2 separate regions of the Homo sapiens genome follow, and region 2 is linked to region 1. The links are chromatin loops, found by intact Hi-C in ENCODE. Cell type or tissue: heart left ventricle. All regions are shown on one strand. Each heading gives the region's core, and the rest is flanking DNA. Links, peaks and the distances in the headings are about the cores only. Region 1 holds the start of ZNF502 (zinc finger protein 502). Region 2 overlaps TGM4 (transglutaminase 4).

Region 1 (2,917 bases), core at 355-2,854:
GTACTCCTCTCTGAAGCCCTTCTTGGTCTGCATTTTGGCACCAAACAGTGCACTCACCCAAGCTGTGGCAGTACACTTTATCTCTTATGCAGCCTTGGGTCACTTAGCAATGTGATCTGGGACAAGTTTTCTGTTCTCTCTGTACCTCAGTTCCCTCACTTAAAAACTACACATAGGCCTGGCGCGGTGTTTCACGCCTATAATCCCAGAACTTTGGGAGGCCAAGGCGGGTGGATCACTTGAGGTTGGGAGTTCGCGACCAGCCTGACCAACACTGTGAAACCCCGTTTCTACTAAAAATACAAAATTAGCCAGGTGTGGTGGCGCATGCCTGTAATCCCAGCTACTCGGGAGGCTGAGGCAGGAGAATCGCTTGAACCCGGGAGGCAGAGGTTGTGGTGAGCCCAGATCACCCCGTTGCACTCCAGCCTGGGCAACAAGAGTGAAATCCCGTCTCAAAAAAAAAAACAAACCAAAAACCAAAAAACAAAACTGTACACGCAATACGCTGTTGTGAAGATTAAATCAATTAGCACAAATGCTTCAAATAGTGCCTGGTATACAGTAAGTGCTAAATAAATGTAGTTTAAAATATTACCACCAAAATCTGCTTATGCCCTTATCGTCCTAAACAAGACTGGAAGCATCTTTACATGTGGCAGTCTCCGATGTCACTCTTTTGTAGCCTAGCCACTAAATTCGGGGTAATGTTTGGCATATAATGGATAGTAATCCTTCATTGGGAGGCATTAAGGTTTGCATACATGCTATCACATACAAGCTGTCAACTGAGCTTTGTGAAGAAGCAAGGAACAGACTTCTAGACAGTACTTTAGAGATTTCTGTACCCTCCAGAATTGTAACTCAGGTCTCAAGACTCCCAACGAGTGCACTTTACGCTATTTGCCGTCTCCTATAAAAACAGGCTCTAAACAAGTTTCGGAGCTACAGGATCAGCCGGGGGAAGAAACTGGTATCTGATCCCCAGGACCTCGTTTCCTGACATGGGTCCTAGGTCTGTCTTGATCATCTATCCATCACTCATTCACTCATTCATTCATTCACTCCGCCATTTTCCTAGGCATCTCCTCTGTGCCGGGCACTGTGCTGGGCCTTGGAGTCTGCAGTGCTGAGGCTGCAGGCTGGGCGGGCCGAGCCGCTAGGAGTGCCCTACGTCCGGGCAGCACGCGTAGGCAGCAACGTGGAGAGGACCGAGGCCGGGGCTGACTTCCCAGATAACCCTCCAGCCCGCCGCCCCAGCAATGGCTCGCCGGGGTCCTCTCTTTTCCCCTCCCTGGGTCCCAACTCGCTCACTGTGAGATCCACGGACTCTCCGCGGAGCGGCGCAGGCGCTCCCAGAGGTGGACTGGGGCCAGGACACCAGCCTTAACTTCTGAAACCGGAAGAATGGTGGCGCGGCCGGTAGTGCGTCAGCAGCGAGCTCGCGCATCCATTCTCTGATTCTCTAGGAAGCGGGAGGAACATCTCTATGGGACCCTAGAAGAAGGCATTCCCTCCAAACCCAGCCTGTAACTCCAGCTTTGTTTCCCGCCAAGCCCAGCCTGTAACTCCAGCCTTGCTTCCCGTCAAGCCCAGTCGCGTTCCTGATATCCCATTAACAACTATCTTGGCCTGAAACACAGTGGCTACCTCAACCCTCAGGAAAACTGTAGAGGGAGACGTTAGGGATGGAAAGGATGCTGGGTAGGAGCCGGAATGGGCCATCTCAACAAGAAACTAGTATATTCTACCTGCTTAAAATAGTCTCTATTAAGAACCTTGAGTGATCCCCTGTTATGTTAGAATAAAGGACAAACTCCCAATCTAGGCCCACACAAACTGACCTCAATATCAACATCTCTTATTTGGCTATCATATACATTCTGCTCTAAAGTTACTGAATTCCCATTGGCCCCCTGAAATCCCTTGCCTCTTCCTGACTCTAGATCTTTTTCCCAGGATTTTCCCTTTGGAATACTCTCCCTTCCTTCTACCTGCTCTCCCTAACCTCAGCTATCCAATTTATCCTGGTTCTTCAAATCCCAATGCCAATTCTCACTTGACCACCTAGACTGTTGCCCTTATGGGTCTTTACACTCACATATCACTATTAGTTATTCTAGCTCTAGCTAGCCTTCTATTCAGTGCCCCCCTAAATGCATACACTTGTATTTCTTTCGTAGGTATTGTTAGGAAGATACACACAAGTAGCATCCCACCCAAGGACAACTGTGAAAGACCCAATCAGTTCATTTTTATACAACTCTAATCAGCTATATGGAGCTATTATTTATCATTATATCTCAATGTTTAGCACAATGATTGGTAGAGAAGGCATTCAATAAATACTTGTTGAATTCGTTAATCAGAAACAGGTGAAATTTAGATTATTGGCATTTTTGATAAACTGAAAAATGAGGATACCATAGATTAAATCCAGAAAGCAAGCTCTCTGCACATCTGAAAGGATGTACCACGTAGCTGGCATATTCCCGTTTCTTTGGCTCACTCTATCCAATTGTTATCTCCCTTGGTAGAATGTAAGCTGTATGAAGGCAGGGGCCTTCTCTGTTTCATTCATACTATATCCCTAGCACCTAGAGCATGGCTGACATACTAGGCATTCAATCAGTATTTGATGAATGACTAGGTCACCATCAACTTCCAACAAGTTACAGGAAATAGTTACTCCACATAGATGTATACTGCTTGTTTGAGAGCTAAAACTGCTGGAAAATTATCTTTCTTCCCCCAGATTACCTAAAGTGTACATTCCAGAGATGAATGTTGCTTCCCTGTGAGAAATAGAAACTCCTTCTAAATTATATTTACCTGACCCCCACCAAAAGAGATTATATGAAGGTATTTTCCATTCTGGGCGGCGGGGTCGGGGACGGGTTGAGAGGAGAGGGAAGGG
Region 2 (2,917 bases), core at 418-2,917, 200 kb before region 1:
GGGGCAGCAGTTAGAATAAGGGAAGAGGATTTGCTGGTCACTGTTTGCTGACATGGGTTTCCATGGTGAGTTCAGGCCTGAGGACAGCAGTGTCTGCAAAACCACATGGCCCTTGAGAAATGTCCTTGCACATTGGGCTTCAAACTCCTCTTCTAGGGAATCCATCTTGGCCTGAAAGCAGAGGTACAACACCAGCCCCAAAGGCAATTCTGTTTTCAGATTGGTTGCTCTGGAAAGGAAGGCTGGGGTGAGGGGGCATTTTACTTGCACAGAGGCTGACCCTGCCTCCCCTCTTCACTGACCCCATCTCCAAGGTAGACCTCAGCCATGTCAGTCCCTGTTCTGGGAGGTGCTGGGCTGGGCCACAGCCAGGGTTATGTAGGTAATTAACCTGTCCAACCCTGAGCCTCGCCTCCCCACACCAGCAACACAGTGGTCTCTCTGTGGTGACCATTCACAGCATAACATTCTGCTTAGCCTCAGACTGAAAGCATTGCAACTGATGTCAAAACCAGATGAGATCTTACAGGGAGAGAGATTGGGTGCAATTTGCCTCTTTCTTTGAATAAAAAGCTCTTTGCTCACCCTCAGTGACTGGAGTCTCCTGTTTTAATTAAGAGATCCCAGCTCAAACCCTTGGGCAGTGTCCTTCCTTATGGGCCACCCTAAAGGCACCTCTAGGAAAGCTACTTTTCTTCCATTCCCAGTGTGGGAGACAAGTGAGTGTCATACGGCACCACACAGTGGCCGTGCCGGGCTATATCACCTCTTGGGATCGGACACTGTGCTGTGGAGTGACTGACCAAACTCTTGTTTGTGTCACCACCCTTGTGGTATTTCCAGCAGAAGGAACAGTCACCTTTCCTTCAATAAACATTTATTGAACACCTACTGTATGCCAGGGATGTGGGCAACTTGGGCAAGGGTGACCAGGATTGAGGTTTTTTTCACTTGGACAGCTGGAAAGGCAGAGGATGACAGGTATCCCACCCATGACTCTCCTGTGAATTAGACACAAAATAACCCTCATTCAAGCTACGTGCCTTTGCCAGGGTGTGTATCCAGTTGGGGTGACAGCCTTTGAGAGAGGGGTTGGATGTACTGAACAGACAATAAAGAAGCCAACTCCTCAGAGCACCTTGCCTGGGGAGATCAAAGGATTCCATGGCTCCCCAAGTGACTGCATAAACCGCCAGCACATTTAAGAAGCTTATTGGCATAAAGAAAAAAGGACTCAGGGACCACAGAGTTTTCTTGAAGTAGAGTTTAATTTAAAGCTTATTGATCATTTGAGCAAATCTCTGGAGGGCAGAACAAGAAGGAGCAGGCTTCAGTTAACAGAAGCAGCCTTGAGTTGCCAGGATAGTGGATGGAATACCAAAGAAAGAGTTCACACCAGGGAGGAAGCAATGCCTTCTCCCTGGAGTCTCCCAAGGGGCAGCTTTAGAATAAGGGAAGAGGATTTGCTGGTCACCGTTTGCTGACATGGGTCTCTATGGTGAGTTCAGGCCTGAGGACAGGGTTGTCTGCAAAACCACATGGCCCTTGAGAAATGTCCTTGCAGATTGGGCTTCAAACTGCTTGGAGCACCAGGAGAGGGACTTCCTGGATTTCAGGGATAGAGAGAGGAGAATGGAGGCAATAGGAGGAGAATGCACTTCTATCAGGCCCATCCCAGTGCTGAGAGAGCACTCCAGTTGACAGGTGCCTTCAGGGCTGGTGAACCCATGGCCTGAAGATATGGCAGCTTCTCAAGGGTCGTCAGCAGGTGGCAGCACTGGGCTGCCCATAGTCTGCTGCTCCAGGGAGAGACTCTGTGGCTTCGAAATCTATGGATTTGAATTGAGACAATGGTGGCCCTGATTTTTGAGGCCATGACTCAGGAAAGGGATGGGATTCTGTGGCCTCGGCTGGTGTTTCTAACTGTAAAAGAGGTGACCCTGTGATAGCACAGGACCTGGCCTTGTGGGTCTGGCTGCTTATGGTTGTGTTGGCCTTTTTGACCTGCTGGCTCTTGAATCTGCCCTCATATAAGTCATCAAATTTAATCATCCATAATCTGAAAGCTAAGCACAAGGTAGGAAATGCTGAAATCTCAACTAAGGCTCCACAGCATCAGACAAGGCTACTTGGTGATGAGAACAATCTTCTGAGCATTAATCTCTTTCACTTGTTTGGAACTTAACTTGACGATAAATTTCTTGGGTCCAGTTTTTATTGGGGTGCATTTTATTTGGGATTGGATGGTCTCACCAGGCTGCACCGTCCTGGAAAATTCAAAGACATACGGACATACAATCAGCCAAGGATGTTATGGGAAGAGGGAGAAGATGAGTTGGGTGAGAAGCCAGGAAACTGAGCCTTAGCTCAGCCTCTTTGAAAAGTCCTGGCCATTCCAGGGCATGGCACAGTGTACCTGCACCCTGGGTGCTGCTATCAGTTTTCTCAGATGTAAAGCAAGACGGGTGAACCAGCTGGTTTCCAGAAGCTCTTCCAACTCTGACATTTCACAAATCTTCCCTGGAGTCTTGCCTGACTTTACTACAGATGTTCTTGTTTCATGAGTATTAGCAACAGTCATCTATTACATAAAATCTAAGAGGAACATGTATTTTATGTTGAATCCACATGCAAGGAATTGGCTAGCCCCTCACTACTCAAAGTGTGTTCTGGGGCTTCGCAATACTAGCTGAGCTTGTAGGAAACACAGAATCTGAGGCTCCACCCTAAACCTGCTGAATCAGAATCTACACTGTAACAATACTCCCCAGGTAATTTGTGTGCACATTAAAATGTGATAAATCGTGGTCTAAGGAAAATAGGAGTCTACTCATTTTTACTTGGAAGATTCAGACATCCTGTAAGAAACAGACCATCAGAAACCTCTCAGAAACAAAACATTAGAGTTCAGTAAAGT

Evidence for each region. Peaks named below come from ENCODE experiments on the same cell type or tissue, not always from the same donor. Only the 100,000 strongest peaks of a DNase experiment are listed, where the experiment ranks them.
Region 2: it touches region 1 in a loop (4-fold over the local background); 2 of 110 quality-filtered maps call a loop at or near these places.

Annotation. Positions count from the first base shown.
Region 1 is chr3:44,711,138-44,714,054 of GRCh38, reverse strand. It overlaps ZNF502 (zinc finger protein 502), which reads right to left and starts at 1,395. Exons shown (of 3, transcript NM_001134442.3): 1 at 1,315-1,395. In heart left ventricle, for the core only: CTCF peaks have their summits at 1,140 and 1,339; a DNase peak (open chromatin) is centred at 1,394; H3K4me3 peaks cover 1,416 bases; H3K27ac peaks cover 680 bases.
Region 2 is chr3:44,912,934-44,915,850 of GRCh38, reverse strand. TGM4 (transglutaminase 4) reads right to left here. Exons shown (of 14, transcript NM_003241.4): 14 at 861-2,267. The coding sequence ends at 2,126. It overlaps ZDHHC3 (zDHHC palmitoyltransferase 3), which reads left to right. Exons shown (of 7, transcript NM_001135179.2): 7 at 1-590. Among named protein-coding and RNA genes, the nearest start is that of TGM4, 40 kb to the right of the region's middle. In heart left ventricle, for the core only: CTCF peaks have their summits at 741, 1,567 and 1,767 (motif pointing right); a DNase peak (open chromatin) is centred at 1,750.